4 separate regions of the Homo sapiens genome follow, and all the other regions are linked to region 3. The links are chromatin contacts, found by Hi-C or POLR2A ChIA-PET in ENCODE. All regions are on one chromosome and are shown on one strand. Each heading gives the region's core, a stretch centred on a gene start or an enhancer-like site at or near the end of the contact. The rest is flanking DNA. Distances are from core to core; before and after follow the strand shown.

What was found. A loop is a pair of places that touch in the nucleus more often than their neighbours do. ChIA-PET counts read pairs that join two places held with the same protein, here RNA polymerase II (POLR2A). Pooled maps may share reads with other maps.
Region 1: a loop to region 3 is called in a map of CD4-positive, alpha-beta T cell, with 6 times the contacts of the local background. The contact joins the promoter of VPS4A here to the promoter of SMPD3 in region 3. A Hi-C loop is called at or near these places in 1 of 168 maps with a recorded cell type or tissue (CD4-positive, alpha-beta T cell) and 8 of 50 pooled maps.
Region 2: a loop to region 3 is called in a map of naive thymus-derived CD4-positive, alpha-beta T cell, with 5 times the contacts of the local background. The contact joins the promoter of RANBP10 here to the promoter of SMPD3 in region 3. A Hi-C loop is called at or near these places in 2 of 168 maps with a recorded cell type or tissue (both naive thymus-derived CD4-positive, alpha-beta T cell) and 10 of 50 pooled maps. POLR2A ChIA-PET finds 5 or more read pairs at or near these places in 1 of 52 experiments (CD4-positive, alpha-beta T cell).
Region 4: a pooled map shows a loop between it and region 3 (8-fold over the local background). The contact joins the promoter of PDF here to the promoter of SMPD3 in region 3. A Hi-C loop is called at or near these places in 6 of 50 pooled maps.

The regions. Positions count from the first base shown.
Region 1 is chr16:69,307,317-69,313,037 of GRCh38, forward strand. VPS4A (vacuolar protein sorting 4 homolog A) reads left to right here and starts at 4,034. Exons shown (of 11, transcript NM_013245.3): 1 at 4,034-4,216. The coding sequence starts at 4,196. SNTB2 (syntrophin beta 2) reads left to right here. Exons shown (of 7, transcript NM_006750.4): 7 at 1-1,736. RefSeq lists enhancers at 2,906-3,856, 3,857-4,806 and silencers at 3,749-3,888, 3,949-4,498.
Region 2 is chr16:67,803,857-67,809,325 of GRCh38, forward strand. RANBP10 (RAN binding protein 10) reads right to left here and starts at 2,704. Exons shown (of 14, transcript NM_020850.3): 1 at 2,446-2,704; 2 at 1,572-1,683. The coding sequence starts at 2,680. TSNAXIP1 (translin associated factor X interacting protein 1) reads left to right here and starts at 3,033. Exons shown (of 16, transcript NM_001288990.3): 1 at 3,033-3,340. The coding sequence starts at 3,294. RefSeq lists enhancers at 1,827-2,447, 2,448-3,067, 2,773-3,002 and silencers at 2,423-2,642, 3,143-3,262.
Region 3 is chr16:68,445,859-68,451,024 of GRCh38, forward strand. SMPD3 (sphingomyelin phosphodiesterase 3) reads right to left here and starts at 2,650. Exons shown (of 9, transcript NM_018667.4): 1 at 2,495-2,650. It overlaps LOC124903705 (a long non-coding RNA gene), which reads left to right and starts at 2,982. Exons shown (of 2, transcript XR_007065097.1): 1 at 2,982-3,208; 2 at 3,307-5,166. RefSeq lists a silencer at 2,348-2,867 and an enhancer at 2,968-3,017.
Region 4 is chr16:69,328,914-69,334,494 of GRCh38, forward strand. PDF (peptide deformylase, mitochondrial) reads right to left here and starts at 1,675. Exons shown (of 2, transcript NM_022341.2): 1 at 1,084-1,675; 2 at 1-266. The coding sequence starts at 1,657. The coding sequence ends at 109. COG8 (component of oligomeric golgi complex 8) reads right to left here. Exons shown (of 6, transcript NM_032382.5): 4 at 3,801-3,969; 5 at 1,900-2,182; 6 at 1-266. The coding sequence ends at 1,926. RefSeq lists enhancers at 1,041-1,688, 2,337-2,984 and silencers at 1,313-1,692, 1,723-2,112.

The sequences.
Region 1 (5,721 bases), core at 2,784-5,283, 860 kb after region 3:
CCATGCCAACATGAAAGGACTCCAAGCACATTTAAGTAGGCTGGTCTTTTCATCATGCATGATTTTTTTTTTAGTGCAAATTTAGACTTTAGTTTGGGAAAGAGAACAGTATACAGTATCCTTTGTAAGATAAATCACAACAACAAAAATTAAGTTTTATTGCACAAAGTAGATAAATGAGAAAGTCTTTCTTAAAAAATGCTTCTTTAACTGTAACAGCAAAACTAAATGCATATTTTATCAACCCCTTATTTCTAATTGCTGTATTCATTTCCACCCTTAAACTATTTAAGCATTTCATCTGCTGAAAGTCCTTATATACATGGTAGACGGAATATTTCTCCATTAATGATAGATCAAAATGAAGATATTTAAAAATTAACAAAATCAGGCCAAGGCAGGAGGATCACTTTAGCCCAGGAGGTCCAGACCAGCCTGGGCAACACAGCGGGACCCCGACTCCATTTAAAAAATTAAAAAAAAAAAAAAAACTTTTAACATTTAAAAAATAAAAATTAACAAAATTTCACTTATTCCAGGACACGCTGGCATTTGGACTCAATGAAAAGGGCACCTAAAGAAAATAAGGCTGACTGAATGTTTTCCATAATTTTCACACAATAACAGTCCCTTTCTATCCAGCTTGCCTTCCATTTATCTCTAGGGTTAGCTTTTCAGGCAACATCCTTGGTCATTGCCCAGAAAGTACCTGAGCTATCAGTGATTGGAATGGCACAGGAAACCGAATCACATGGGTGCCCTCCCCTTGGTTTTCAAGTATCTTGGAGTTGTGCACAAAAATTAGGTCATGCCTTCAGTGTCTTGTTCTTTAAACCTACCCTTTGACAATCAGGTGCTAATGATTGTATACTATTAAAACCAGCACATAAGTATTGTAAATGTGTGTTCCTCCTAGGTTGGAAGAAATGTCTTTCCTTCTATCTGGGTCCTGTTAAAGCGGGTGTCAGTTGTGTCTTTTCACCTCGATTTGTGAATTAATAGAATTGGGGGGAGAGGAAATGATGATGTCAATTAAGTTTCAGGTTTGGCATGATCATCATTCTCGATGATATTCTCACTTTGTCGCAAATCTGCCCTTATCGTAAGAACAAGTTTCAGAATTTTCCCTCCACTATACGACTCCAGTATTATGTTTACAATCCATTGGATGAGTGCAGCATTATAAGACCTTGGTGCCCAGAAAAATCTGTCCTTTTTGGTACCAAACCTGAGGTCTTTTGGAAGATAATGTAGAAAACCACTACCTATTGAAGGCCTGTTTTGGCTAATCTGTGCAAACTCTGATGATACCTGCTTATGTGGATTCTTTTCCACACTGCTTTCATTTTTAAGTATAAAGACTTAGAAAACTAGAATAATGCTTTTACAAATAATTAAAAGTATGTGATGTTCTGGGTTTTTTCCTTCTTTTTAGAACCCTGTATTTAAACAAGCCTTCTTTTTAAGTCTTGTTTGAAATTTAAGTCTCAGATCTTCTGGATACCAAATCAAAAACCCAACGCGTAAAACAGGGCAGTATTTGTGTTCCTAATTTTAAAAAGCTTTATGTATACTCTATAAATATAGATGCATAAACAACACTTCCCCTTGAGTAGCACATCAACATACAGCATTGTACATTACAATGAAAATGTGTAACTTAAGGGTATTATATATATAAATACATATATACCTTTGTAACCTTTATACTGTAAATAAAAAAGTTGCTTTAGTCACGTGGGTTGTTTTTTTTTTCCAATTTTTAAAATGCTGAAATAGTTTTGAACCTACAGGAAAGTTACAAAAACAATACAAATCTTCTTCACCCAAACCTTCCAGTTGTTAACATTTTGCCATATTTATTCCATTACCTTGTCTTTCTCTAATATGATTCTCTAGCACCCTTAAATTCTCTAGTGAGGACCTCCAAAACATAAGGACAGTCCTTGCATTGCCACCATAAAGTCCTCCTAATCAAGAAATCAACATTGGCACACCACCACTCATTCCATAGACCCCATTCAAATGATGCCAGCCATCCCGGCCATGTCCTGTTTTCCTCTCTGGCCTTGGATCCTGGCCAATACCACTTTCTTGCCTTTTGTCGTCGTGTCTCAGTTCTTCAGTCTGGAATGTTCCTCGGCCTTACTCTAATTCGCATGTGCCTGAGTCTCAGCACAAGGCTTTGATTGTTCAGCACAGCTCTCCAGCTGGCTCTATTCGGTGTTGCCTCACAACCAGGCTGTGTCACACACTCTTGGCAGAGATGCCACGATGCCATGCTCTCTTCAGGGTATCATGTGGAGAGACACACGAGGGCCACGCATCCCACCACCAGGGGTGTTCCCTTCGGTCGCGTAGTCAAGCTAATGTCCTCATTGTTTTCTCCTTTGTATTTATTTATTTATTTAGAGATGGAGTTCCGCTCTTGTCGCCCAGGCTGGAGTGCAATGGCGTGGTCTTGGCTCACTGCAACCTCCGCCTCCCAGGTTCAAGCGATTCTCCTGTCTCAGCCTCCCAAGTAGCTGGGATTACAGGTGCCCACCACCATGGCCGGCGAATATTTTGTATTTTTAGTAGAGACAGGGTTTCACCATGTTGGCCAGGCTGGTCTTGAACTCCTGACCTCAAGTGATCCACCTGCCTCGGCCTCCCAAAGTACTGGGATTATAGGCGTGAGCCACCGCGCCCGGCCTCTCCTTTGTATTTAATTAGCATTTTGTGAAGAGAGATTAAGGTGTGCCAATTTTTTGGTTTTTTTTTTTTTTTTTTTTTTTTTTTTTTTTTTTTTTTTTTGGAGGCAGGGTCTTGCTTCATTTCCCAGGGTGGAGTACAATGGCCTGGTCACGGCTCACTACAGCCTCGACCTCCCAGGCTCCAGCAATTCTCCCAACTCAGCTTACGGAGTAGCTGGGACTACAGGTGTGCGCCACCATGCCCAGATACGTTTTTTATTTTTTGTAGCGATGGGGGTTCACCTGTTGCCGAGGCTGTTCTCGAATTCCTCGGCCCAAGCAATCGGCCTGCCTCGGCTTCCCAAAGTGTTGGGATTACAGGCATGAGCCCCCATACCCAGCCTCAACTTGGATGTTTTTTGCCCTCCATTTTTTTTCTCTCACAGGATAGACTTGTGGACAAATGGATCACTTGCCTCTGGTGCGTTTTTTTGTTTGTTTGTTTTGTTTTGTTTCTTAATTTAGCGACGAGGTCTTACTATGTTGCCCAAGCTGGTCTTGATCCTCGGCTCAAGCAATCCTCCTGCCTTGGCCTCCCAAAGTGCTGGAATTACAGGCGTGGGCCAGTACACCCAGCCCTAGAACTGCTTTGATCATTGTATCCCCAGAAACTAGCACACAACGCTGCACACAGTAGGTGTGCATGCCTGTAATCCCAGCTACTCGGGAGGCTGAAGCAGGAGAATCGCTTGAACCCGGGAGGCGGAGGTCGCAATGAGCCGAGATCATGCCACTGCACTCCAGCCTAGGCGACAGAGCAAGACTCCGTATCAATCAATCAGTCAATCAATCCAAGCAAAACAAAACTGGCTTTGAACAGTCAGCGGCATCCCACCAGGGATTGAGCCCCAGTGTGGGGCACACTCTGTTTACATTAGCTAGCTCATTTATTCCCCACAAAAGCCAGACAAGGCAGGTACTAATTATGATCGTGCGATATTAAACATGGAGAAACCAACGCTCTGATAAGTTCGTTTTATTGTGAGAATAAAACTGCTCAATGGGCGCTGTTATTCCAAGCGAGGTCAGGATTTCCGGATTCTACCCCGCTCCGCCCCTGGCCCCGCCCCGAGAATGTACGTCCCGCCAGGCCCCGCCCCGGCCTTGTCCCACCCACCCCGTCCCCGCCCCCTGTCCGTCTCGCCCTAGTCCCACCTCCTCGTCCCCAGTCAGTCCTGCCTCTCGAACCGCCCCCTGCCTTCGCCGAGGCAGGGAGAGGTGCCTGCAGTGCGAGCCGTGGACGCTAGGGGGCAGCCGCTCGGCTCGGGCCCGACCGCTCTGGGCTGCGCTCCTCGCTTGCCCTCGGACTCGGCTCCCGCTGCGAGCGGCCGCCCTGCCCGCGCACCGCGCTCAGCGCCCACCGCCGGGCTTCCCGCGCCGGACCCAGTACCTCGGCTCCCCGGGGCCGGACCGAGGCCGCAAGCAGCGCCGCGGGGTGTGGGGCGGACCCAGGAGATGAAATGACAACGTCAACCCTCCAGGTACTTCGTGCGGCCCGGCCCGACTTCGGAGGCCGAAGGCAGCGGGGCCTGCGGGCCGCAGAGCCGGGCGGCGGGCGGGTGGTCAGGTGGGCGCCTCCCAGCCCCGGCCTCGCGACCCCGCTCCGGCCGCCCCCTCGCCGCTTCCGCCCGTGTCTGTTTCCACGCGCTCGGAGCCGGGTGGCATCTCCACCCTCAGGCCTTCCGGCCCTGCCCGGCTGGCCCAGCCCCAGGGCCGCTTCGTGTAGCCGGCGCCCCGGTACCGCCGTGGGGATCAGCCTCACCCGAGCCGCACAGGCACCCTCAGGAAGCTCGGCCCGGGGTCCGGCTGGGCGTTCAGACAGCGATGCTCGCTCCCTCCTCTCCTGTCTCGCTCCCTCCTCTCCTGTCCCGGGTCCTGGAAGTCCCTCGACCTCACTTCGAACAAGCCCCGGCCCCTTCCCCAATCTTCGACTTCCTCTTCTCGGCCAGCGACCCTTCATTCATTCCCTAGATCCTGCAGGGTGGTGCTGGGATGGCGCCACCTGGGTGAACAACTGACCCACCCTCTAGGTGCTGTCAGTCCTGCGGGGCCAGAAGAGATCAACATGCTCAGGCCTCATTCCGGGGTTTGAATCTCAGCTCTGCCACTCACCAGCAAGTGACCTTGGGCTAGTTTTTTTTTTTCATCTTCGGGTCTCGAGTTTCCTGGTCTGTAAAATGGGGTAATGCCCTCTAGGTTGTTGTGATGATAGCTTTAAATTGAATAATTACGGTAAAGCATTCTTGTATGTCTGGCACATAGTAGGTGTCCATTAAGTGACAGCCAACAAAGTGCCTGGGAGAGTTAGGCAAGACTTCATGGAAGAAGGGACATCAGAGTTCCAGTAGCATTCAGAGACCTGGAGGTGGAGGAGGGCAGAAGTAGGAGCAGACATGGAATGAGTTGGGGTACCAGGTTAGGAATTAAGAGTCCATAGCCAGATCCCACCGTACCACCAGCAGAAGCCGCAGATCCCGTCTGCCCAGGCAGGTTTTTTATGGCCCGTGAACCGAGAATGTTTTTCAGTTTCAAACACAGGTGTATTTATTTATTTTTAAATTTTATTTATTTATTTTTTTGAGATGGAGTCTCACTCTGTCACCCAGACTGGAGTGCAGTGGTGTGATCTTGGCTCACTGCAGCCTCTGCCTCTCAGGTTCAAGCGATTCTCCTGCCTCAGCCTCCTGAGTAGCTGGGATTACGGGCACCCGCAACCACGCCCGGCTAATTTTTGTATTTTTAGTAGAGACCGGGTTTCACCGTGTTGGCCAGGCTGGTCTCGAACTCCCGACCTCAGATGATCTGCCCACTTCGGCCTCCCAGAGTGCTGGGATTACAGGTGTGAGCCACGGGTCTGGCCTAAACACAGCTTTATTAAGGTATAACTTGCGTGCTTACCATATAACTCACCCGTTATATATTTTTGTTTTTATTAATTTTTTTTTTTGAGACAGTCTCATTCTGTCACCCAGGCTGGAGTGCAGTG
Region 2 (5,469 bases), core at 1,454-3,953, 640 kb before region 3:
AGAGAGAGAAAGATACAGCAGCTTCCCATGATCAGAATTTCAGAGGCATAGAATTCTGGAGTTCAGGCAGCTTAGATGCTGGCCTGGATCCTCACAGTGCAGATCAGGAGACTGAAGCTCCAACATCTACCCAAGACCACAGAGACCTCTCAGGCAGAGAAGTTACATCACTGAGGAAGTAGGCAAGGCTCTGACTCTGGCAGTGTTGCCCCCAGCCTAGTCCCTTGGCCAAGCATTTTGCATGCACTACAAAGGGGACAGTCCCTAGGAGAAAGAAGTTCTGAATGTTCGAGAACACACCCTCAGCGTTGGCATGGTCACCAGAGGGGTTGGCAAACTTCAGACACCAAACCTAAAGTCTGATGAGGAAAGCCTTTCCAAGGTAGCTGCAGTCATGTTACTTCATAACTTACACACCTGCTTCGTCACAATCACTGGGAAAAAAAGGGAGACTGGGAGAAAGAAAAAAAATTAAGTATCTCCCCTATGATTTCCTGTGTCTGCTTGGATCATCCTAAAATAGGGAGTCTCCCTAATGCTGACTTTTTTTTTTGTTTGGTTTTGGGACAGAGTCTCACTCTATTGCCCAGGCTAGAGTGCAGTGGTGCAATCTCAGCTCACTACAACCTCCACCTCCCATGTTCAAGTGATTTTCATGCCTCAGCCTCCCAAGTAGCTGGGATTACAGGTGCACACCACCACACCCAGCTAATTTTTGAATTTTTTTTTAGAGATGGGGTTTTACCATGCTGGCCAGGCTGGTCTTGAACTCCTGATCTCAAGTGATCCGCCCGCCTCGGTCTTCTGAAGTGATAGGATTACAGGTATGCCAGTTAATTTTTTTGTATTTTTAGTAGAGACAGGGTTTCAGCATGTTTGCCAGGCTAGTCTCCAACTCCTGACCTCAGGTGATCTGCCCATCTTAGCCTCCCAAATTGCTGGGATTACAGGCGTGAGCCACCGTGCCTGGCTCCTAATGCTGACTTTAATGAGGACCTTCCTAAAGTTGATCCAACTAGTAGTGTTCAAGTCCTTGGACTGAAAAACAAGTTTATGAGCAGCAAGGTCACCTGATTCTGATCATGTGTATGCTGTTTACCCTGAGATGACAGGCCGGTGGCCACAGAAGCTTTCATGAATGCTGCAAAGACTCTACTATCTCTTTGAAGGCTACCAGGGCCTCCACATGACTAAATGCCATAAAAAAGAACCTCATGAATACAGCAAGAATGTGAAAGGAAGGAAGTCACAAAAACACCACATGCTCATGAGGGAAACTCCATTCTGGACACTAAATTTTTAAAGTAAACTTGTTACTTGTTTGCCTAACCTTCTAGGTATCAAATTACATCATCACTAAAAATAATCCCTGCTTTACCCCCAACACACCCACTGGCCATCAAGATCTGCTGCTTAGACCAGACCATGCCCACAGTCAGGAAATAATGGCAGCCCAGACCCATGCGGCTCCCCAGCTCACATCAGCAACAAGTGCCAGCCAAAGGACCTGAACTCTGACCACAGGGATCAGCTCCATGATCAGGGAAAGAGGGTGGTCATGAAGGGCTTACCCATCTCTTCCTTTGCTGACAATCTTCACTTCAAAGTAATAAATGCCACAGGCAGCAGGTATGGGGTGGGTGGCACGCACTGAGGCCGCATCTTTGTGATTTTTGCCATGACCTAACAGGAGAGGGCAAGTAAGAAATTTCAGCAGAAGGAAATGCAAATGGAAGCCTCATTTTTCTCTGCAACTCCTCCATGACAACTCCACTCCTCTGTGGCCAGAGGACGCACTTACACAGGCCGAGGAATCATTAGACAACTGAATAAACACTTAAACCTTCCACCTTTGCCTCACCTCCTCCTGAGAACAGCAGTCCTGCCTGAGACACTGCCCATACAAACAAAACAAGGGTAGAGGCAATGTGAGAGATACTCAAGTGCTGCTGGCAGCCTCTCTAGAATCCAGGCAGCCCACCTGGGAGGCCAGGGGAAGAAGGATGAGGCCGACCTGGAAGACACCCCCCAAACTCTAGCACGGAACCCCAGGCTCAGTCTAGGATGCCTGGCAGGTGGGGAAGCCCATGAGTCTCACGCTAATGGTAGGTATGTGACCACCCCTTTCTTCTAAGCAGTGGCGAAAGGTCCCGCTGCCGTTGGCGCCAGCCTAGGATAAGCACGGAGGCCCTGGAGTGGAAGGTCCGGCCCAGCACTGGGTTTGGACACCTGTTGCGGTTCTCTTGACGGCAGGTGTCTCAGGACAGAGAACAGGCAGTCAGCCCTCGGCCTGTTCAGCCTCACCACCCTGGACATCCTGAAAGGGCCAAGCCCTAACTTGGAGCACCTAGGCAGGGAAAGGGAGGTGATAGGGCGGGGGCCTGGCAGCAGAGCCACCCCACGGACGCTCTAGCCTTAATTCCCCCCAGCCTGACGGGCCGATACCTTTGTAGTGGACGCGGAGGTTGCCCTGGGAGAGACCAATGTAGTTGTATTTGTCCTTGGGGCTCCAGGAGCGCGGCAGCGGAGTCTCTTGCTGGTTGACCGCGGGATACAGGCGCTGCAAGCGCCGGCTCAGCTCCTGCTCCCCAGGGGACGGCAGCCCGCCCCCAGCGCCCCCGCCGGAGGAGTCCCCAGGCTGCGGGTTCCCAGCTCCCGGGTCTGCCGTCGCTGCCGCCATCTTGGAGGGAGCTACTATTGTGTCACTGGGGGCGGGGAGGAGCGGGACCAGATCCGCCCCGCTCAGCCAATGGCCCGTGAGCCTCCCTGGGCCGCAGGGAAACCGAGTCCGAGTCCGGCACCCCTCTTTGGACACTGACACGCCTTACCACATTTCGAACTCCATACCCCACAATGCAGAGCTCTCGAGAGGCGGAGCAACTCGGGCTGGTAGAGAATTCTGGGAGATGTAGTATAACCGTCCTCAGCCATAAGCCTGTCCCATCGAGACGTCGGGACACCGAAAACTACCATTCCCGCCGGCAAAGCGGCTCCGGCCTCTCAGCACACTTCCCTCCCCATGGCCTCTGTTCATCCCCCTGCCTCAGTTCTGGTACCTGGGGTCAAATCGGCTGTAGTGGTTGACTCTCAGGGCACCCGCTGCCGGGTCCCAGTCCACCTTTGCTACTTTGTCCTACTCCCAGCCCGCGGGCGCTAGGCTCGGGGGCGTGGCGCATCCCTGACTCCGCCCCCGCCGCGGGGGGGCCTCTGGGGCCTGGTCGCCATGGCGACCGGCTGTACGCTACCACAGCTTCCCAGGCCGCGGGTGCTGATTGCCCGCCTGCCCGTGGGTCATGGCCTGCCAGCAGTCGCGGTACCACAGCTTCTCGTCCGCGTCGAGGTAGGCGCTGGCAGGGATGAGGGCAGAGATGAGGGTTTGAGTACTTCTAGAGAGGGAAATGGCACTTGATCCGGACCTCTGCACCTCCTGCTGGCCTCTGACCATTGATCTAGGGCTCCAGCACCACAGAGTCAATGGTTAGAATCGGGCTGATTTAGCCCAGTGAAGACGTTACGTGCTAGCAAAACGGTAGGCGCACTTTATCATTACTAGTAACAACCAGCTTGTATTGAATGTACTATATGCCAAATGCTTTATATACCACATTTTTAAATATTTTATTTTTGAGACAAGATCTCGTTCTGTCGCCCAGGCTGGAGTGCAGTGGCACTACTACGGCTCACTGCAGCCTCGACCTCCCGGGCTCAAGCGATCCTTCTACCTCAGCCTCCCGAGTAGCTGGGACTACAGGCATGCGCCACTACGCTTGGCTAATTTTTGGGTGTTTCTTTGTTCGTTTGTTTTTTGTAGAGACGAGGTTTCACCACGTTGCCCAGGCTGGTTTCGAACTCCTAGACTCAAGCGACCCTCCCACTTCGACCTCTCAAACTGGGATTACAAGCGTGAACCCCCACACCCGGCCTACGTACCATATTTAATCCTCACAACAACTGTATAAAGTAGTAATATTACCATTGAACAAGTAAAGAAATACTTTAGAAGCCTGGAGAGATCATCCTCTGGGTAGCTTCTGCCTGTACTCAGGTGTATAGCCTCTGGGTACTGCAAAATATGACCAGCTCCATCAGCCTGGAGAGCCATACATACGGATTAAAACAAAAATTTTGGCTAAATCGTTTTCTAGTTTTGGGACTTCAGACAGGGCCCTTCAAGTTCCAGGCCTCAGCTTATATATCTCAAACATGGGAATGATACAGCCCACCCCACAAACATTGTTGGGAACATTTAGGCAGAATATGTGAAGCTCTTGACACAGCTCTTGTATGTAATAGGCACCCAGTAAGTGTTGAATGAATGTAGTGTCCCCCCTTCTACTCATTCCCAGTGGGGGAAAAAAAAAAAAACACCACCCAATCCCACCTAAACTCTTCAGGGTCTGCTGCCTTGACAGAGAAAAGCCTACAAAAGCCCCTAAGAGGCCAGGCACGGTGGCTCACGCCTATAATCCCAGCACTTTGGGAGGCCGAGGCGGGGGGATCACTAGGTCAGGAGATCGAGACCATCCTGGCTAACGTGGTGAAACCCGGTCTCTACAAAATACAAAAAATTAGCCAGGCATGGGGGTGGGCACCTGTAGTCCCAGCTACTCGGGAGGCTGAGGCAGGAGAATGGCATGAACCTGGGAGGCAGAGCTTGCAGTGAGCCGAGATCCTGCCACTGCACTCCAGCCTGGGCAACAGAGCGAGACTACGTCTCAAAAAAAAAAAAAATTTAGCCGGGCATGGTGGCAGGCACCTGTATTCCCAGCTACTTGGGAGGCTGAGGCAGGAGAATCGCTTGAACCAGGGAGGCAGAGGGCAGAGGTTGCAGTGAGCCAAGATCACGCCACTGCACTCTAGCCTGGGCGACAGAGTGAGACTCCGTCTCAAAAAAAGAAAAAAGAAAAAAAAGGAAAAAGAAAAGAGAGAGAGAGAAAGAGAATTGTTACCCAGCACAGGATTAATTTAGTAAACTGCCATTCTCTATGAAAAGGATATGAAGCAGACCCAGAAAGAGAATCCCCATTCATTTTAAGAAAGAAGCACAGGGCTGGTCATGATGGCTCATGCCTGTAATCCCAATACTTTGGGAGGCCAAGGTGGGAGGATCACTTGAGGTAAGGAATTCAAGACCAGCCTGGGAAACATAGTAAGACCCTGTCCCTACAAATAATAATAATAATAATAATAAAAGTTTCAGCTACTCAGGAGGCTGAGGCAGGAGGATTACTTGAACCCAGAAGTTCGAGAGGGTGTAGTGAGCTGTGATCACACTAGTGCCTTGTAGCCTGGGCAACAAAGCAAGACCCTGTCTATTAAAAAAAAAAAAATGGCCGGGCGTGGTGGCTCACGCCTGTAATCCCAGCACTTTGGGAGGCCAAGGTGCGCGGATCACGGGGTCAAAAGATCGAGACAATCCTGGCCAACATGGTAAAACCTTGTCTCTACTAAAAATACAAAAATTAGCCA
Region 3 (5,166 bases), core at 1,400-3,899:
CTTATTGGGGAGGGCAGGTCTGGGAGGGGCATGCTTATCCTCTAGGGGTATCACCTTGTAGTGTATGTCTGTGTTACCCTTGTTTCCTCTCTGAGGAAACAGTATTTCTGAGACACCTAGTATTTCTGAGACACTGCCTGTGACTGACCAGCAACGTCAGCGCCATGCCCTTCCAGACATGGAGGCCAAAGTGACAAAAGTTGCCTTGCAACGTAGTCCTGCACCCACATCATAAGTGACTCTGTTGATGAGTCCCCTGCCAAGCCTCACTTGGAAACACATGGTGGTGGTGAGGGGGCAGAATTCTGGTCTTTGGAGCAGCCTATTACAGTAGGATAAAGCTTCTGATAAAATGGGAAGGGCAGGGCACTGGTGAGTATGTCAGGGTCAGACCTGAGACCTCAGAAGGGCTGAAGAAGGCTCCACATAGTTGTGAATTCCCCACTTACTGGGCCTTTCGCAGGCCAGGCAGGCTAGGCACAAAGCAACCTGAAGCTACCTTCACCCTGAGGGCATCCACTCGGACCCTAGGTCATTGCTGTGGCTTGAGAGTTAAAGATGTGACTACCCTGCTCCCCACCCCCACAACATCCAAGCCCATCAGTAAATGAGTAAGTGGTTCATCTACACACACACACACACACACACACACACACACACACAGCCCGAAGCGCAAGCTCTGGCCGTGCCACACACATGAAGACTGAAACACACATGGGTACATTCATCTAGTCACACACATTCACACCCACACTCTGACCCACACCATCATCCATGCAAACCCTCACACACTTAAACACATCCCCTCCCCAGAACCAAATTTGACCTAACATGGCTGATGGGGCGTGGGAGGGTCCAGTCAGGATGTCCCTCTGGACCCTGGCCCACTCACGCCCTGTGAACTCCAGGCCCCTTGCTCAAGGTGGAGCCCCCACCTGTCCCTGTCCTAGTGGTCACAGGTCCTGAACACCCCCACTCTCGGCCCCCGAAGGGGCCCTGGTCACCATCGCGTGCACAGAATCCTGGGTGCCTGGCTGGCCTTAGGGTAGGGGGTATGGGAAAAGGGAAAGATGTGGGGGCATAGTGCCCTGCCCTGGCTCAGCCGCCTCCTCCCTCGGGATTTTCCATCCCGGCTCGCGCGGGCCCGCTAGAAGCCGGTGCGCTTTGTCTCCCGCCCCGCTCCTGGCACGTTTCCGTGGAAGCTGCCCGCGCCGCGCCCGAAGCCCCCCCTCCGCGGCCGCGCCCCCCGCCCAGCCCGCGGCGCAGGCCTGCCAGTGCGGCGACCGCCGCTTTGTCCTCTCGAGGATGCCTGGGCCGAGCGCGAAAGCCCCATGCCTTGGAACAGCCACCGCGCGTCCTGGAAGCAGGTCCCCGAGCCTCGGTTTGGGGTGCGCCCTGCATCGGAGCGGAGCAGCCCCCAAAGATTCGCGGGCACGAGGTTGGGGGTAGCGTCTACCTGGAGCTCTTGAGTGCTTGAGGGGAGACCCGCCCCGTCCCGCTCTGTACATGCCCATCTGGGATTGGCCCCCAGCTGCGGTGCCAGAGGCTCGGTCCCCGGGGCGTGGTGGGCTAGGGCGGGTCGTCTCGACTTAGAGCCCCAGGCCTGGATCCAGGTAGGGAGGGCCTGGGAGATAAGGCCCAGGTGGGGAGAGGTGGGGAGGGGTCCCTCCTGTCCTCGTACATCCCCCTACACTACCTCTCACACCCAGGCCACCCAACCCTCGGCGCGGGCCCGAGCGCGGGGGATTCCGAGTGTCAGTGCTTTCCTCCACCCGCGACTCCGAGAAGGATGGGGAGGGGTCTCCCAGCGTTTCCCTGCCACATTCCAATTCCACCCTTCACCAGTAACCTAGGAGGGTCCAAGTGGGAGGGGTAAGAGTCCTCTGTCTCTTCCACATCCTCGATCCTCCTCTTTACAAAACCCTAGGGCCAAGGGAGGAGGGGGGAATAGGGAGGGGGGCGAGTGTGGAGGAAGGGGCCTGGGCAAGGGTCTTCCCTGCATCCCAAGCAGCCCTTCCTGAATACCCCTGGGAGGGTCTGGGCTAGGGGAGCGGTCCGCGATCTCATCCATCACCACCAGACTCCTTTGTAACCTCGAGCAGCCGAAGTGTTGCGGGGAGGGGTCCCCCTGCCTCGAGTCCCTTCATCCCACAACACCTCATCCTCCCGTCCTGAGTAATCCGAGCAGCCCCGTCGCCAGGCACAGCGGGAGGGAGGGTCCAAGCCTCCTCGCTCTCCCAGGAGAGATGGGGGGTGGGGGTGACCCCCAGCCCTCGCCCCTCATACCCAAGAGCCTTCTCCATGATAAAACGAAAACTAACCCAAGCTGCTCCGACCTCCGGCGCCCGGCCACGGGAGGCCCCTAGTCAGTCGGCGGCTGTCCGGGACCCGCGGTCCTGAGAGCAACGAGAACACGTCCCGTCAACTCCCCAGCCCCTCACGCCTCGGTTCGCCCGCTCCCCAAGAAAACAAAAGCGAATTCAGCAGCACTGACCTCTGACGGCGGGCGGGAGGGCGGTCAGCGCCCGGCAGCGCACCCCGCTCCTCCCGGCTCCTCACAGCCCGGGCTCCCGGCCGCAGATCTGGCGGCGGCCGCAGCGGCGGCGGCTCTCGCGGCTCTCGGGTCCGGAGCCTCCCTCAGACTCAGCACCTGGAGCGGCGAACAGCTCCGCGCTTCATTCCTCTGACCCCGCCTCCCTCGCGCCGCCGGAGCCAATGGTGACCCGGACCCCGCCCAGGAGTCTGCCCATTGGGGGCGTCCTCCCCTCTCCCTCCGGCCCCGCCCGCAGGTTCCTGGGTCTCTCCTTCAAGACCACATCCCCCAGAGACCGGCGGAGTTTCGCACAGCCTTCTGGGACTTATAGTTCTTTAAGGACGCGGAGTGGGCTCACGCCGCGGGTAGGCAAACAGAGCGGGACTGCATTTCCCAGAGTGCACTGAAGACACGGAGGCGCGGAGCAGGGCGGGAGGACCGTTTCCATAGCAAAGACGACCAGCCGAGGATGGCTGGCGGAGGCGTGGGGCAGGCCGCAGGACCCTCGAAGGATCGTGTGAGACCCCGGGCAGCCTCTTGGGAGGCCATTTCGAGGAGAAAACCTTGATTTCTGCCTCAGGACCCTGGGCCTCAGTTTTCCTATCTGAGAAGAAGGGCGAAGAGCTGTGCCCCCGACCACACCCGTCGGTGATGGGGCAAACCGAGGGCAAGCAGGTTTGGTTCCTGCCCAGCAAAGGTGAGGGAGGACGGAGGAGACTCTCCCACCGCATTCAGAACTTTATTCCTTTATTTTTGTCTCAATCTTGTCATAGAGGAGCGCTTCACTTTTGGTCATCCCTTGGGCCACCAGGGCCTTCCCGTCTCCGTCTTCCCATCGCAGGTCCTGGCCTCCTTCACACCACTCCAGGATACCGCAGCATCTCCCCCAGCGCAGCAGACGGAGGGCGCTTCACATGCCCCCGGACCTAAGCCCACTCTCCCCTTCAAGATCTGGACTCCACTTTTTTGCAACACTCTTAACTTCTTTGGAAGCTGGGAAGCCTCCTACTCCCTTGGGCCTCTCCACCCTGCCCTCAGCTAACTCGTCGGCAAGCCCCAGCCTAGACATTGCCTGTTTTGTGAAGACATCTAGATGCTGGGCTGTCTGTTGAGTGCCCCACCCTGTGTTTGAGCAGCACCCTCTACTTCCCCTGTTCTACTTGCATGTTTATGTGCTCGTCTTCCTCATTATAAGATCCACAGGGGAGGGGCCATGTCTATATTATTCATACTTACAGTCCAGTGTCTAGTATCTGGCACGTAGTAGGCACTCACTAGCTATTGAGATATAAATATAGATATTTGTTGAATTGAAAATGAATTGGGCCGGGCGTGGTGGCTCACGCCTGTAATCCCAGAACTTTGGGAGGCCGAGGCAGGTGGATCACTAGGTCAGGAGTTCGAGACAAGTCTGACCAAAATGGTGAAACCCAGTCTCTACTAAAAATACAAAAATTAGCTGGGCGTGGTGGCACGTGCCTGTAATCCCAGCTATTCAGGAGGCTGAGGCGGGAGAATCGCTTGAACCCCGGGAGGTGGAGGTTGCAGTGAGTCGAGATTGCACCACTACACTCCAGCCTGGACAACAGAGTGAGACCCTGTCTCAAAAAAAAAAAAAAAAAAAGAGAAAAAGAATAAAATTAAAAAAAAGAAAATAAAGGAACCTCATTCACATACACCTCCAAAACTCTGATTTCCTAAAGTTGGGCATTTCTCATTGCTGGAGGTGTTCAGTTAGAGGCATGCCGCCCCCTTGAAGAAATGTTTATTTCATTTGTACAGTGGGTTGGGATTTTACCTGAATGCTTTGAGTACCCTTTTAATCCTATGATGCTAGAGATTGATAGACCCATGCCTATTATTCCTGTCAGTTCTCCCTGAAATGTCATCAGTTCTTCATGTTCCGCTATTTCTAGCTGTTGGCCCTACTCGTTTCTGTGCCTAAATGCCCTACCTCCCACTCCTTTTCTGAGAAAGATCTTCTGCCCTGTCAGTTATGAAGTAAAGATGTCCTAAGATTCCTGCTCTTTCTTTTTTCTTTCTTTCTTTCTCTCTCTTTTTTTTTTTTTTCGACGGAGTTTCGCTCTTGTTGCCTGGAGTGCAATGGCTGGAGTGCAATGGCGCGATCTCAGCTCACTGCAGCCTCTGCCACCTAGGCCCACCTTGGTCTCCCCAAGTGCTGGCATTACAGGTGTGAGCCACTGTGCCCGGCCTCCTGCTCTTCTTTCAACCCTCTGCTCAGCATCTTAGGCCTCATTGGTGATGTCCCACCTTGCTAGGTAGCATCTTTCCTGAATATTTCTCCACTAAACATTCTGATGTTGGCTAGATGGCCTAGTTAATCTACACATTTCATTTTATCACCTTCTCCAGATGTTTTTTTGTGTATGTCAGCTGATACACTCTGGGGAGAATGCCTTAATATATGGGAATAATTAACTCATGGCCAAGAAGGAAATAACCAAGGGGACTTTTACTCTGGACCTAATTCAAACCAAAGAGACAGAGCCTGAGAGAAAGCAGCTCTGTCATCCTTGAGTTAGTAACATCCAGGAAGGGAAGGCTAGGGTGGGGGAGTGAGTAAAACAGATGGCATTTAGGGAAGAACCAACAGGACTTTAAGAGGCATGGCA
Region 4 (5,581 bases), core at 425-2,924, 880 kb after region 3:
CCTGTCATATGCGAGCCATCCAAGTTGATGCCAAGTAAGATTTGCCCAGCTCAAAGTGAAAGTGTTTGCGTCTTGGTATCCGGAATCCTCAGCCCCAGTAGCAAAGCTTTAGTCATTCACCTTCATCCAATAGACGTTTGTGAACGTCCTGCTGTCCATTTTGTCAATAAACAGGCAGCCCTGCAGGTGGTCCATCTCGTGCTGGATGATGCGGGCTGCCCACCCGCTCGCCTGCCACACCACCTGTTCTCCATTGGGGTCCAGCCCTGCAAAGGAAGTTACAGCCCTGGTGAGTGGGAACAGCTGAACTGCATCATCCTCAACCTCCCTACCCCTGCCCCCGGTCCTGGCTGTTCCCATTGACAAGAGGCAACAGCAGATGGCAAATGTAGACAGCAGCTCCTCTTCTAACTGGAAAACGTCCCTCATCTCGGTCCATTACCAAGCGTTCAACCTGGTTCCCAACTCTGGTAATTAGGTTATCGAGCTCACTGTAGAGCTGAGATGAGAAATCATCTTTCTACGGTGCGACCCTTCCGAACACTCCTCCCACTTCTGAGGTACCTGTGGGCTCCCAACTCCTAACAGAGGTTCTGCAGCTTGAGACCCCACTTGTTTTTCTGACCATCTTGAACCGACGGGCTTGCTGTGCAGGAACAATCACCCCGACCCCAGCAGAGCCCGCATTCCGCGAGGCATCCTGTGGTACCACGGGGGAATGGCCTAGCCCCCTGGGCTGGGTCAGGCTGGCGGGGGCTAACCCCCACTTCTCCAACTCCACCGTGGCGGATCTAACTGGGGCCGAAGAGCGTGTTTGCCTCAGAGAGCAAGGGAGCAGAAAGCAGACGCCAGGCTGTCAGGTAACAGCGGAACTAGGGGACCTCTCCTCGCCCCTGCGTCCTATCTGAGCGGGCTCTACCCCACAGGAGCTTCTATCCGTCCTGAGGCCTCTCCGCTCCCGCATCCCACTTCGCTCCTGCGGGAGGTCCGGCGTATGAACCGCGACCACTTCTGCGCTCTCGCGGAGTCGGGCAGAAGAGACGCGCGCGCTGCTCCAGCAGCCCCGGTCCCCGCCGCCCGCACCTGAGATCTGCACCGCCTGGAAGCGGGGCACGCAGGCCAGGAAGCCGGCGACGCTCTCGCAGCCCTCGGGAAAGGTGACCAGGCGGCTGTCAAGCACTCGCAGGCTGGGGTTCACGAACACGCGCAGGGGGAAGGGCTCCATTTGGCGGAGCGCGCGCTGGCGGGGCGGGCACTCCCGACACAGCGCCTCGGGGAGCTCCAGCGCCAGCACCTGCCGCGGCACCCCCAGCTGCGGCGCGCTTAGGCCCACGCAGCGCCGCCGCCGCATCACCTGGACCAGCCGTTGCGTCAGCCGCTGCAGCTCGGGCCCGCCTAGCTGCGCCCGCTCCACCGGGGCCGCCACGCCGCGCAGCACCGGGTCCCCGACTTGGCACACGTGCGAGAACGGCGGTTCGGGAGGACCCAGCACCAGACGCCTCAGGTGGCGCCAATAGGAGCGCCGCAGCGCCGGGCCCTCGACGCCGTCCGGGGCGGCCGTGGAGCTGCAAGCCCGGACACCGACGGCTGCCGCCCCGCCCCACGGCACGGCCGCCCACAGTGGCCAAAGACTCAGCGCGCCCCACAGCCGGGCCATGGCGGCCCCCTTAACAGTGACCCGGCCCGCCCCTTCCGGCCGCAGCGCGGGGCACGCCGGGAAGCGCCGTCGGCCAGCACACAGCGAAGCCGCGACTGGATCCCCGCCTTCCTGCTTAGACTGGCAGTGAGCACCGCCCCCTTCCGCTCTCCTCCCGGGAGCGCCTTCCCGCCTCCCGAACCCGCCCCGGACCTTCCAGGGCGAGGCAGTCCTGGCCACCCCGCGCCGGGAACCTCACGCACCGCGTTCTGGAGGCAGGGGACGCCGGCTAGGGCCCCACGCTGGGCGGTTCGGCCTGCGTCTCCGCTCGCCCTCCCTCCGGGCAGGCTGGGCCCGCGGGCTCCAGGCGTGGCTCCTCGGCGGGAGGCTCTGGTGCTGGAGCTGTGAGCTCGGGCCCCAGCGCCTGGTCATCCAGGGTGAAAAGCGTCTCTCTCTTTGGCAGGATAAAGGCGAGGGGCTCCTGAATGGCGCCGATGTTCACATGCCCTAGGTTACCGTACTTGGAGAGCTGAGTGGGAGGAATGCCTAACCCAGACGTGGGGAAAGCAAAATGGAAAACAGTTACTAATAAAACTCAATATAGAAATTTAAGGGAGGCCGGGCGCGGTGGCTCACGCCTGTAATCCCAGCACTTTGGGAGGCCGGGGAGGGGGGGGCGGATCACCTGAGGTCAGGAATTCGAGACCAGCCTGACCCACACGGAGAAATCCCATCTCTCTTAAAAATACAACATTAGCCGGGCTTGGTGGCGCAGGCCTGTAATCCCAGCTACTTGGGAAGGCTAAGGCAGGAGAATCGCTTGAACCTAGGAGGTGGAGATTGCAGTTAGCCGAGATCGCGCCATTGCACTCCAGCCTGGGCCACAAGAGCAAAACTCCGTCTCAAAAAAAAAAAAAAAAAAAAAAAAGGAAATTTAAGGGAAAAAAAACGAGCCATTACTATTTTTTTTTTTGAGACAGTCTCGCTCTGTCGCCCAGGCTGGAGTGCAGTGGCGTGATTGCTGCTCACTGCAACCTCTGCCTCCCAGGTTCAAACAGTTCTCATGCCTCAGCCTCCGTGGTAGCTGGGATTACAGGCGCCCGCCACCATGCCAGGCTAATTTTTGTATTTTTAGTAGAGACGGAGTTACTATGTTGGCCAGGCTGGTCTCAAACTCCCAACCTCAGGTGATCCATCCGCCTCGGCCTCCCAAAGTGCTGGGATTACAGGCATGAGCCACTGCGCCCAGCCATCAATTACTATGTTTTAATACAGCAAAAACCACCTTTGTTACAGGGAATGGGAAGCTATACTGTGAAGCAGAACGTAACGGAACAGCAGTGTAGGGTGCCTGCAGCAGGAACCCAGACCTCAGGCAGCACCAGGGAAAAAGCAGAGGGCAGCCAGGCTTTGCACGTGTGATGCACTGACCCATTGCCCTTTGGGAAGCTGTGCCTCAACCAAGCCCCTCTCCTACCACAAAGGGACAAGGACGTGAAAGTGAATTGGAAAAAAGACTTTAGGACGGGCGTGGTGGCTCACGCCTGTAATCCGAGCACTTTGGGAGGCCGAGGTGGGCGGATCACAGGTCAAGAGATAGAGACCATCCTGGCCAACATGGTGAAACCCCGTCTCTACTAAAACACAAAAATTAGCTGGGCGTGGTGGTGCGAGTCTGTAGTCCCAGCTACTCGGGAGGCTGAGGCAGGAGAATTGCTTGAACCCGGGAGGTGGAGGTTGCAGTGAGCCAAGACTGTGCCACTGCACTCCAGCCTGGCAACACAGCGAGACTCCGCCTCAAAAAAAAAAAAGACTGTAAAAACCATTTCTCTAGATATTTCACATAAATGGAATCATACGTATGTAGTTCTTTTGTGACTGGCTTCTTCCGCTTAGCCAGATACAGCCACATAATGTATGATTCCATTTTTATGAAATGTCCAGAAGAGGCAAATCTATGGCAACAGAAAGTAGGTTGCCAGGGACTAAGGATGCTGTCGAGGAATGACTACAAACGTGCATGAAGGATCTTTTTGGAGTGATGGAAATATTCTAAAATTGGATTCATATTTACTAAAAAACACTGACTTACACAAATGGATGAATTATTTAGTATGTGAATTACACATCAGTAAGGCAGTTTACAGAATTTTCATTCTCTTACCTAAAGTCTGTGCTATCTGAGCTGGTGGAAAAAGGACTTGGAGACAGCGATTTAAATACGGAACAAGGTCTTCCAGGAAGACAGTGCAGAACTGGACAAAGAGCTCTTGCTCCCCGCTGCTGAAGGCAGCCTCTTCAGCGCGATGGAAGGCCAGGATTATTTTAGTTACCTAAGAGACAAGGGCACCGTCAATTACTGGGACAGCCTATCACCACTGGGACAGCAGTGCATGAAACTAGGCAAAAAAATGTATGCCCCTCCAGTTTTCCTGAACAAAGTAATTTAACAGTACATTATTTTACTGTCTCATTTAAACTCAGAATTATGGTCATTGTCCACAATTGTGTCACTTTATTAATGTGAAGTTCAGACCCAACTTGTTACATTACGGGTATAGTTTCCGGTTCCAGTGGAGGAGTGTCATAAAACTATAGAGAGAATACATGGTTTTGGTTTTTTTTTTTTTTTTTTTAGAGACAGGATTTTGCTCTGTCACCTAAGCTGGAGTGTAGCGGCACAATCAGCTCACTGTAGCTTCAAACTCCTGGGCTCAAGGGATACTCCCACCTTAGCCTCCCAAGTAGCTGGGACTACAGGCGTGCACCATCACGTCTGGCTAAGTTTTAAAATTTTTTGTAGAGACAGGGTCTTGCTTTGTTGCCCAGGCTGGTCTGGAGCCCCTGGCTTCAAGAGATCCTCCTACCTCAGCCTCCCAAAGTGTTGGCATTACAGGCGTGAGCCACTGCGCCCGGCCCAATACATGGTTCTTAACTTCCACGGAGGACCAACCAGAACTGTGCTGGATCCAGGAAAATGAAGCAAAACTATACAAGCTTTCTACTAAGCCCCGAGGTTTCAGAAAGCTAGAACCACTGGAAAACTGTAAGAAAACAGCTAGGAAAGAGAAGTTTCAAAACCAACAGAGCAGCCTAGCTGACACTACAGATATGTGGCATAGCGACAGGGTAAGAACACAGACTCTGATGCTGGACTTCCCAAGTTCAAGTGACTCACACCTGTAATCCCACACTTTGAGGGTCTGTAGCAGGAGGATCACTTGAGTCCAGGAGTTTGAGACCAGCCTAGGCAACATAGGGAGACACTATCTCTCTGTAAAATAAAACACTTTTAACAATAAAAATAAAAGAATATGCTAAAGGTAAAGGGTTTTGTAGATGTAATTAAAGTCCCTAATCATCTGACTTAATCAAATGAAGTTTTTAAAAGGAGGTACCTAAAAGAAGAGACTCAAGAGAGTAGCTCTCCTGCTGGCCTTGAGGAAGCAAACAGCCATGTTGTCAGCTGCCTATGGAGTGGACAGCCTCTAGGAGCTGAGGCTTCAGTTCTGCAATTGCAAAGAACTGACCCCTGCCAACTTGCATGAGTCTGAAATGGAGCCCCAACCTCCAGATGAGGCCATAGTCCAGCCAACACCTTGATGGCAACCCTGTAAGACCCTGAGCAGAGAGGACCCGGTTGTGCTGTGCCTGGACTCCTGACCCACCAAAACTGGAAGGTAATAAATGTGTTGCTGGAAGCTACTAAGTTTGTGGAAATTTGTTATGCAGCACTAGAAAGCTAATACGTGTATTACCGAATTGTTACTATAGGCAAATCACTTCATGGACTGTCCTAGGTCCCATGAAGGGCAACTGGCCAGAGCTTCTCAATCAGGAGAACCTCCAAAACCACACTAGACCTCTCCATGTCAGCAGACACCGTCAAATAGACGGGTTTATTACAAAAATCTGGCCACCCATTACCAGAGAAGGCCCAGGGTA